Linked DNA regions of Homo sapiens: region 2 is linked to region 1. A link is an interaction called in ENCODE POLR2A ChIA-PET data of the cell type or tissue named here. Cell type or tissue: MCF 10A. All regions are shown on one strand. Each heading gives the region's core, and the rest is flanking DNA. Links, peaks and the distances in the headings are about the cores only.

The links. Peaks named below come from ENCODE experiments on the same cell type or tissue, not always from the same donor. Only the 100,000 strongest peaks of a DNase experiment are listed, where the experiment ranks them.
Region 2: POLR2A ChIA-PET joins it to region 1 with 5 read pairs; 2 of 35 experiments call an interaction of 5 or more read pairs at or near these places.

What each region holds. Positions count from the first base shown.
Region 1 is chr4:86,621,728-86,627,119 of GRCh38, forward strand. The region is part of intron 1 of PTPN13 (protein tyrosine phosphatase non-receptor type 13); the gene reads left to right. Among named protein-coding and RNA genes, the nearest start is that of PTPN13, 30 kb to the left of the region's middle. In MCF 10A, for the core only: no CTCF peak of the experiment used is centred there; no DNase peak of the experiment used is centred there.
Region 2 is chr4:86,556,608-86,561,999 of GRCh38, forward strand. It overlaps a transcript of MAPK10 not described here. Among named protein-coding and RNA genes, the nearest start is that of MIR4452, 17 kb to the left of the region's middle. In MCF 10A, for the core only: no CTCF peak of the experiment used is centred there; a DNase peak (open chromatin) is centred at 2,384.

The DNA.
Region 1 (5,392 bases), core at 335-5,334:
CCAGAGTTTGTCATAAGTAGTTGGGAACCCGTGTGTAGATAAGAATATGCATAAGAGATAAAGTGAGGCTAGATATTTTTCTTTTTTTTCTTATTCTTTTCCTTTTTTGTCAGTCATGTTCTTCTTTGTCTCTTCCTTTTGCTCCCTCTCTCCTCATCCTCCCTCCTAATAAAAGTCAGTAGCAATAACCCAATAAGCAGTATCAAATGTGTCGAGTTCTGTCCTTAATACATTTTAAATGACCTTAATAAGATATATAGTTCACTGTTTATAATAGAATCCATAACAGACAGAACCTTAAATAAACATTATTCTTTGCTAAAAACTTCTCTGCTTTGTTTCTCCAAAAGGTCATTTGAGTTATCATTACAACCCCCTGTGTTTTCTTCCTTCTGAATTGCACACTGAGTAATTACCACACAAATTAGTAAAATTCTGTTACATTTATCTTCAGACTGATAGAATATGGAGAATAAGACCATTGCCCTTATTTTGTGCTCTGTAAATCAGTGTGAACATAAATTATCAATTTTACTTTTTATCATTTACTGTAGCTTAGATTTTTCTGCTAATTTAATAAAGGCTAATTCTTTAAAAACATACTGTAGTTTTGAGAGAGATAATTACAGAATACGAGCTTATGGAGAGTCTTTGGTAATAACTAAGTACATAAAGCCCCTTTTAATGTATGTTAACGAAGGGTAGTAAAACTTTACCTATTTGCTGTGAATTTACTTCATTTGTTTCTAATGATGGGACTCTAGGTCTTAAAATGAAAGGAAAAAAGTTGAACTTTAAAAATATAACCAATAACGAAGGGATTACTGTTTTAGATTAAAAGAGATATACAGTGTATAGACCTTGTTTGAATCCTCATTTCAACAAATGCTATTTAAAAGCCAAACCTATTCTGAGATAATCAGGGCTCTCTAGAAGAGGTGGTTTTGGGGCAAAGCCACTTAGTCTTCTTTTCTTGTTAGTCTTCATCTCTCTGTCCTTGGATGTCTCTTCTATCTGTGTGTACTACTTTAGAGTCTCATGAAATTTCAGGGCTTTAAAATACAATCTATATGTTGACTATTCTAAATGTTTATGCCCACCGCATATATTCAGTTACCTACTTAGCATCTTCACTTGAATGTCTAATCAGCATTGCAAACATAACATACAAAATCAAACTCTGAAACTTTCCCTCCAAACCAACTCCTTTCACAGGCTTCCTGTCTTAGTTAATGGTAACTCCCTCCTGCCAATTTCTTAGGGCAAAGAGCATCAATATCAACAAAAACTTTTGGCCCTTCCTTCAAGATATTTCCAGAATCTGATCACTTCCCACCTGTCCCACAGCTACCAGTTTGGGAGCTCAATGTCTCAATGTTTTTATGTTGAGAACCAGGGAAGCTGATGGTGTAACTCATTCAGAGGCTGAAAACCTCCCGGGGGTCTGCTGGTGTAAGTCATGGAGTCTAAAGACAGGCAGGTATGCAGTTCTGATGTCCAAGGCAGTGGAAGAAAAGTTTGTTCCAGTTCTCAGAGAGAGACCAGTTCACCTTCTGTGTGTGTCCTATCCAGGCCCCTGACTAATTGGATGGTGCCTGCCAATATTGAGGGAAGATTTTCTCTACCCACTCCACTCAGACTCACATACTAATCTCTGGAAACCCCCTCACAGACACACCCAAAATAATGCTTTACCAGGTTTCTAGATATTCCTTAATCCAATTAAGCTGACACCTAAAATTAAATCCACAAGTCTACTCCTTGTCAACTTGGCATTCATATGCATCTCCTCAAACCATAACTCATTTCCAAATAAAGACAATAACCAGGCAATAGTTTCACCTAACACGATGCAACTATCCTGTGATTGTGATTTTCAGAATTTTAGACTTTAGGGATTTTGATCTTTTGAGATTTCAACATTTGGGATTATGACTTTCAGGATTCTGTCTTTTGGAATTATGATCCAAATTCTTTACTTTCTGCCCAGAATGTTCTTTCCTATGTATATGCACATCTCACTCTCTCACCTCCTTTAGAACTTTGCTCAAATGACAAACTCTCAGTGAGGGCTTCCTTGATTGTTATATTTTAAATGTCTACTTTCTGACTTTCCTGCTATTCCCTAGGCCTCCTTCTTAGTTATTTTCCTCCATCACATTTATTACCATACGATATTCTAGTTATTGTACTTATTTATTGTCTGTCTTCTCCATAGGACCAGTTATTTTTGTCTAGTTTATTCACTCTTATCTCCTCAGTACTTAAAACAGTGCCTGGCTCATAGTAAATAATAAATATTTGTTAATTGATTGAATAAAAACCTAGCACCTATCAATGCATAGCACATAATAGTTGTAACAAATATTTAAATAAATGAAGGAATTAATAATCTAGTTGGTGGATCGTTCCATTCTTTTACAATTTATTTGACTCTCTTGTAGCTTTATTTTCTTTTTTATACTGCATAGACCCCATAATCCTTCCCCACAATAACTCCTGCCACAACTCTCAACTCTCTTTCTGCAGTATCCTCCAAGCAAATCTTTGACTTCTCTCTACTTATTTGTTGGTTGCTAAATGCAACCAAGAAAAAGCTGAGGATCTGATCTCTGGCTCAAGGGACAGCCAAAAAGAGAATACCCAGGGACCAGTGCTCTCATTATAAGATGATATATGATTCTATAGTACCTGAGCTCTGCAGCTCTAATAGTCCCTTTGCTTTGTTTAGTTTTCTAGTTTTGTAGACTTAAAAGGGCACCACTCAAAATAGCCCTTTGTTGAATAGTTAGTTCAGTTGCTAAAATCAAGGATGAGCATGGTAAGGAAGTATTCAACTAGCTGACCTCTGAGTAATTAGGAAAGTCTGGCATTGACTGCTCATCTTAGAATTGATTAACATCATAGGAGCTATTGGAATTGAGGGTTAAAGCTTTATCCAAAAGCTGGGTGCAGTGGCATGCCTATAGTTGCAGCTACTTGGGAGGCTGAGGCGGGATTGCTTAAGGCCAAGAGTTTGAGAATGCAGTGTGCCATGATCATGCCTGTGAATAGCCACTGTACTCCAATCTGGTTAACATAGTCAGAACCTGACTCTAAAAAGCAACAAAAAAGCTTTATCCAAAAATGCAATGGTTCTTTAACATTATTGTGTATGGGACCTACCTGGGGAGCTACAGATTCCTGAATACACAGTGAAAGCCATTCTTTGAGGGTATATATAAGCACATGGGCAGGTATATGAAGCATTTGAAATAGGTCATGAGGACTACCTCACTAAGCCAATGAATGAGGCCATTAGACAAGAAGTCCTCCACCTAACATTTCCATCTCTAAACATGAAACATGCTCCTTTCCCTTTGACTTCAGCAGACCAGATGAAGTATCATTGGAAAGGTAATCACTCTCTAATCTTTGTGACTTTACCTATTGCTTACCCACCTCCTCCTATATCTTGGAACTTTCATGATCTGACTGGTATTTACCACTTAGCTTCATCTCTTGTCTTCTCTTCCCCTTCTCTGGATAGTCTACAGAATTTGAATACCTCCTACTGTTTCTTGTCTCTCTCTTAATACAGGTTATTTCCCCTACCTGGAAGGCCTTAACTATAACCCCCTTATATCTTCTTTATCTACCTTCTTCTTACTTACACCCTCCTCCCTCATCCCAACCTTGGAATCATTTCTAAAATCTTCCTTTCTGGTCTAATTAAATACCCTTTTTGGAATCCCATGGCACTTTGAACCATTATGATATTTAACACAATATATATTATAATCATTGATTTATCCTCTCACCTGCTAGATATTTTTAGTTTGTTTTTGTTTGCTTATTTTTTTGTGTGTATGTGTGTGTGTTTAATGTCTGGTACCACACCACACCTATTCAACTTTTAGTCCCAGACTCATGGTCCTGAAGTCTAAAGGCTTGTTGGTAGAATTCAGTCCTTGTGATTGTAGGACCTTTTCTTCCTGGTCGTTGGCTGGGATACACTTTTGGCTCCTAGAGGCCACCCTTAGGTCCTTGCGATATGCCCCACTACGTAGGCAGTTTACAACGTGAAAGGAATCTTGAGGGCAATCGCAGAATGCTGCTTAGCACACTATTTTTTACAATGTAAAGGACAAATATGAATTTTTACTTGATCTTTTGTGTTTTATCCGTATTTGTTTCCTTTGGTTGCTGTCCAGTAGACATTTTAAGTCTATGTAATTTAGGAAGATCAGCAGTATCCTAAAGCAATGATCTTAACATAAGTCTGTAGGTAGCGAGGAAAGGTGTTGTAGAAAGACAATACTCAACATCAAAATTCTACCATTGCATTGTTTTCTGTTGGTACCTTCCAGTTGGTGAAGAGAAAGAACAAATGTGAAATTAGAGATTTCCCCCCTGGTTTTACTTTTCTCCTAAGTTTAAATGATGCAGAGAGGGACTGAAGAATTCCAGAGTTTTTCTTCTTATTCTTTGAAGCTGTCCTTTGAAAGCAGGGACTAGGCATACATGATTTCTATTTAGATAAGTAGTTGACATGAACCAGAGGCCCAGAAAGGCAATTTAGACTTGTGTTTATTTTAGTTTATCTTCTTTCACAGGGAAAGCATAATGGAAAAGTTGACAAATACTAAACATTGCTCCAACTGCAACAAAAACATTTAGATACATGCTGTTTCTACCTTGTGGCAACATCCAATTAAAACTTCACTGAGCTTTATTCCTTTTTCTCTTAAAATTCCTATTCTTTCTTAGTTTTTTGTAACTATATTAGGCAATAATATTTTTTCTCTACTACCTGATCTATAACTACTTCTAATGGAAAGAAATATTAATGTATTTTGTATTAGGGAGATGAACCCTTAATCTTCTACACCTCTAATAGTGCTTTTATTAGTGAGAGTGCAAAGATGCTGGAACTCTTTGCATTGTTGGTGGGGATGTAAAATGGTGCAGCTACTATGAAAAACAGTAATCCTGAATAAATTAAAAATACAATTACCATATGATTTAGCAATTCCACTTTTGGGTATACAGTTGAACCTTAAGTTTTAGGGGAATAAAAAGTTATATGTGGATTTTCAACTGCACAGAGGGTCAGTTCCCCCAACCCCTACGTTACTCAAGGGTCAGCTGTATATCCAAAATAATTCAAAGCAGGATCTCAAAGAGATATCTGCATACCCATGTTCATCACAGCATTATGTGTAATAGCCAAGAACTGGAAACAACCCCAAATGTTCTAAACAGGTGAATGGATACAGAAAATGTGGTATATACATATATGGTAAAATATTTTGCAGCCTTAAAAAAGAAGGAAATCCTGTCACATGCTATAACATGGATGAACCTTGAGGACATTATGTGAAGCAAAATAAGCTAGTCATTTAGGACAAGT
Region 2 (5,392 bases), core at 307-5,306, 65 kb before region 1:
ATAATACATAAAACAAATACCAGAGAAAAGAGAAATATTTTTGTTTCACACAATACAGAGCTGTGATTGCAAAAAGAATTAAATGCTGAGCAAAGGAAAAATATGTTTATTTATTCGTGGAGCCCTTTCGAGTCTTAGATGAAAAAGGGTAACTAAACCAAATGATAACCTGGAAAGTATCTCCTAGAATCTTAAAATGTTTAAAATTTTAAATTTAATAATGTGAAAAATGAGAACCATTTTTATAGCACTGGCAAGAAAACAGGTTCTAAGATGTCCTTACAATTCCATGCTCAGTTTATATTCTGTTGTAACTTCCCCAAGTTTTATTTTTCTGAGTGGGCTGGGCAGTGAAACCCATAAGATTTGCCCTCTGGGACAGAGCCATTTTAAATACAATGCTCTTCCTACTCTTCAGACAAGAAAGCAGTGAATCATTCATCTTCTAACCAAAATTAAGCTGGTTAATTCCATGGCTATCAATCTTGACATTTAATGTTTACATTCAAAATTTGGGATTAAAAAAAAATGAGTAAAAAAGAAATATGAAGTGGACCATTAGTGAAATTCTAACTGAAGTGAAACTAAATCTTTTGTTAAATGGCAATGGTAAATGTTGTAAAGATATATTACTTCCTGTTTTCCAGTCTCTTTTTCTTGACCACAACCAGTGTAAGATATAATAAAATAACAACCTCCCAAGTTATGTTATTATAGAGTACTTTTACAGCCCAACCCAAGGCAAAATAAACATCAGTAATGAATTGTTCCCATGTACTGACATAAGGAAAGACTACTGACTGTCACTAAAAACTAGTGTATTTTTTTAAAATCTAAGAAAAGTAGAACTCTAAGGCACAACAGTTTCATTGTTAATTTATGTCATCCAAGATTTTGTCCAACTGAGCAATCAATTAGGAAATAATATATCAAGAATCTTACTGGCTCTAGTTGTAATCATTTACAAATTACTGATAAATTTAATAATATTTTGAAGGGTAAATTGTTCATTTCCTCAGCACTAGATGTTGTATTTAATGACACCAAAATACTGTTTAGTTTCAGCCAAAAGTAGGCAACTAATATTTTTTCCTAATATAGAGTGTAGAGGTGACTGACTCATCATAATATTTTCTGTTTTCATATTAGTCAGTTAGCACTCAAGAAACTCCGTATGCCATTGGGAGTGCAACAGGAGTCATATTTCTGAAAATGAAATTTCTGTTTTTATATACACTCCTTCTGTTGGCTCCTAAATTCAGGTAGTTTAGAGAAACATACTTTCCCACATTTAGTGCCCTGACTTAGGTAGAAGTTAATAATATCTTTATTCTAAACTGAATCATTGGTATATTGATGCTAAATGGTTGCAAGAAATTAAATGGTTTATTCTTTTATGTACCCCCAAGAAGCAATTCTAGTCTGTCATTCTTCTGCAACAAACACCTAATTAGTTTACTAATACATACAGAGGTGAAACAAAAAGTAAATTAAAAATACATATTTTCAATTTTAACTGGCCATAATTTTAATTTTCAAATTAGTGTTCTCTTCTATTAGCCCAGGCTGAAAAATTAAATATAGGATACCTAAATAAAACACATTTATGAACAAATTCATAAATTTAAGTCACATAAATTCAAGAAAGTATATTCTTATTTGATGTTTGAGAAATTTTCCATCAATAGACAAGTTTTTATATTCCATCAAATTCAGTGCTAAAGACGAGGCTTTGTACTTAGTATGCTGTCTTTCATCTTTGGCCTTCGAAACTCTTTATGGGCCTTAATTAATTCTCACCACACCCCTCTGAGGCAGGTTGGTATTATTATTCCCTCTTTATAGTTGAGGAAATGGAGACAAAAAGAGATTAGTATGAGATTTGCCCAATGACGTAGAATAAATCAGAGACACATTTAGTGTGAGCTTCAAAACGGCTCACAGATAAACATGTTGTTGGCGTCTTCATTTCTCTTTCCTATCAGTATCAATGTTTCAACATTCTCAACAGAAAATGTTTCTTGTTTAGCAACATTGCTAAGTTGAATTACTTTTTCACTCTGAGAAGTTTATATTGCCTCTTTGAGAATTTATTTTATTGCTTTCTTCTTTGCTACAAAATGAATTTTTGACATAATTTTGACATGTTGCAACTAAATGTACAGGTTGGTACCCTGAAGAAATTAGAGTATGCATTACTTGCAATTAGATATAAAACTTTCAGGAAAAAAAAAAAAAACTTTCCAGAAATGTGTAGCATGCTGTATCAGATCATTCATGGGGACATTCTAGGGTCCACGGAAGCCATTCACCTAGAAATCTTGATGGTAATATTATTATGATACCACCTCATTAAGTGACTCATGATGGCTTGTTCAGGCTTGTGTTCTTTGTGAACTGAAGACCTGCTATAAATCCAGTTACAACTAGTTTCTCTGCTATTGCATTATACCTCATGTTAATGGCTAAAGTAAACTTGCATATTTTTTTCCATTGGAGTTCAATGGCAAATGTCTGCTACTGAAGCAAAATGAAAAATAATATACATTATTTTTCCTTTTCTTCTTGAGACATCCCCAAAAATTTATGTTTAGGTTTAACCAAATCCAACGGTTTTGCTGTTCTATACCCTACGTGACTAGCAACTTTTTTGGAGGAGATAAGGCTATCTTTCCAAAAAAAAAAAATCTAAAAATCCTATAATTTAAAAAATTATGTTTAATTTGCCTTGTCTAGGTGAAGATGCTATTGAGAGATATCTCTGTTTTAAGATTTATTCCAAGCTTGGATTCCTTATGCTGTTTGGTTTTCTTATGATACCTTACTCTATTAAATTGTACTCAATAATAATACCAGCAAATAGTCTCTCTTTCTCCACAATGAACTCTCTTGTTTCCCCTGCTCTATTTTGGATAATTTGTATAAAATGCAATGCAAAGATTACATTTCAGGAAAGGGTGAAGAGAGGAAAGGCAAAAATATACCTTCAGTTTTCAAACTATACTACTTAAATATTTTGTTTTAGTCTTAATAGTCACTCACCGGCCAGGCGTGGTGGCTCATGCCTCTAATCCCAGCACTTCGGGAGGCCAAGGCAGTAGGATCACTATGTCAGGAGATCAAGAGATCGAGACCATCCTGGCCAACATGGTGAAACCCCGTCTCTACTAAAAATACAAAAATTAGCTGGGTGTGGTGGCACGTGTCTGTAATCCCAGCTACTGGGGAGGCTGAGGCAGGAGAATCGCTTGAACCTGGGAGGCAGAGATTGCAGTGAGCCGAGATTGCAACACTGCACTCCAGCCTGGCAACAGAGCAAGACTTTGTCTCAAAAAAAAAAAAAAGAAAAGAAAATAGTCACTCACCTTCCTTATAAAACCAGTCAATTTTTTTTAATTTAGGATATTACTAATCACTAAATATCATGTTGTATTGTAAAGACAAAAAATAAAATAAAAATAGAATATTACTAATCATTTAATTTCAGCAGTAACCATTTTGCTTCAAAATTCTGCTAAATTAAATCATGGTGAACTTAAAGTTGTTAAATTTTACACACATTACTTTATATGTAAACATACAAACGCACTTTAACGAAAATGACAAGACTTTTCAATATAGAAAAATAATTTACTCCAAGGTTCAGAGTCAGAGTGAGACTCGTTAGCAAACCTCAATTGGTGGATATTTTCAGTATTTTCCAAAGTCTACCAGTGTGTGCCCCTACAGGTTGGATGTTACAAAATAATCTCTTCTTTTTAAAATGGAAATATGCTGTATTTGCCTTAGAAGACAGTTTTCAAATAAGAGATCTATCTTCTTTCAATATTTATTGCAACTTATAATGGAATTCTTGTTTAAAGGTTTGTATAGAATTAGTTACACTCCTTTGTCACATACTCCCAAATATTTATTTTAGGGAGTAGTTGATAAACCTGCTGGTTCTATCTGAAAGCGTGAAACCAGGTCAATTTCGCCACTGGGGCTAAGCACCATTCATCACCCTTATCTCTCTAACAGCTAATCTAAAGTAGTTAAGTAGTAATACATTGGCAATTCCCTTATTTAAGTGATGCAGTAAGCTATAAACTTAGCATTGCAAAACAGAGGCAAAAACTGTGCAATAATCCTTTTTGACCCCAGGATAGGAATCTTGGGACATTATTCTCAGTTCAAAATAAAGAGACTTAAAATCATTTTCATACAGTTAATGGATTCTTTCCTGTGCAGTCCTAGGACATGATGAAATATATTTAATGAGCTGTGCAAGGAATGAAGCGTGTTTGCCACTATAGAGTCCATGTCAGAAATAGAGCAAAGCATAGGAAATCCTGCTCACATGTATTACAATCCCTGTTCAATCTCCTAGGTCAACAGTTCACAACCTTTTTGGCACCAGGGACCAGTTTTGTGGAAAACAATTTTTTCCATGAATGCGGGAGTAGGGGGAATGAAACTATTTCATGTCAGACCATCAGGCATTGGATTCTCCTAAGGAGTGTACAACCTAGATTCCTCACATGCACCGTTCACAGTAGGGTTCATGCTCCTATGAGAATCTAATGCCACTGCTGATGTGACAGGAGGCAGAGCTCAGGTGGTAATGCTCCAGCCCAGTTCTTAACAGGCCATGGACCCATAATGATCCATGGCCTGGGGGATGGGGATCCCTGTCCTGCAAGACTCTGTCAGTTGCTGTGTATTATAAGTTCTTATGCTAAAATGTGAGTAATATAATGCTTATTAGAAGTAGTGGTAGTATTTCAAAAAATTATTCTATAATGTGTTAATAGTCCAGACTCTCATGTGTTTTCGACATTATTTGAACCTAGTTTCAAAAGCTCTTTCATTTCTTACTGAGAGCAATTCTCCAAAACCTCCTTCCTCTTATCTACAATCAACTGTTCATTCTTGCTTCCCTTGTTGATTTACAGTGAATGAAGAACTATTCTGGTGTTATTGAGATCTGTTTCTTATGAAAAATTAGCTGTGCTGGCTCTCTCTATATATATGAGGGAGAAATGAGAAGAGAAGGTGATTGAGTAATAGTCTAATTGTTAAGACTTAATTACTTAAAAGCAGACAATATGAAAGTAGATGAAACAGATAATTAAGGAGGTTATTTATTCATTATAAAACACTTTTCTATGTCAAGCAATGTACAGTGTATTGGGGAGACAAGAAGCAGACAGAGGACTTGCTCCCAGAAAACAGACAATCTAGTTGGAAGAAATATAAACTGTTTCTTCTTTTGCAATTCTTGTTGGATCATTCATTTTTCCCTATTCTAATTTTTATCATCTTAATTTGGACATTTACCACTTCCTTCTTGGATCACTACTGTTCTCCCCTGAAAGGCTTTCCCATCTCTGGTAAATATCCCCACTCGATC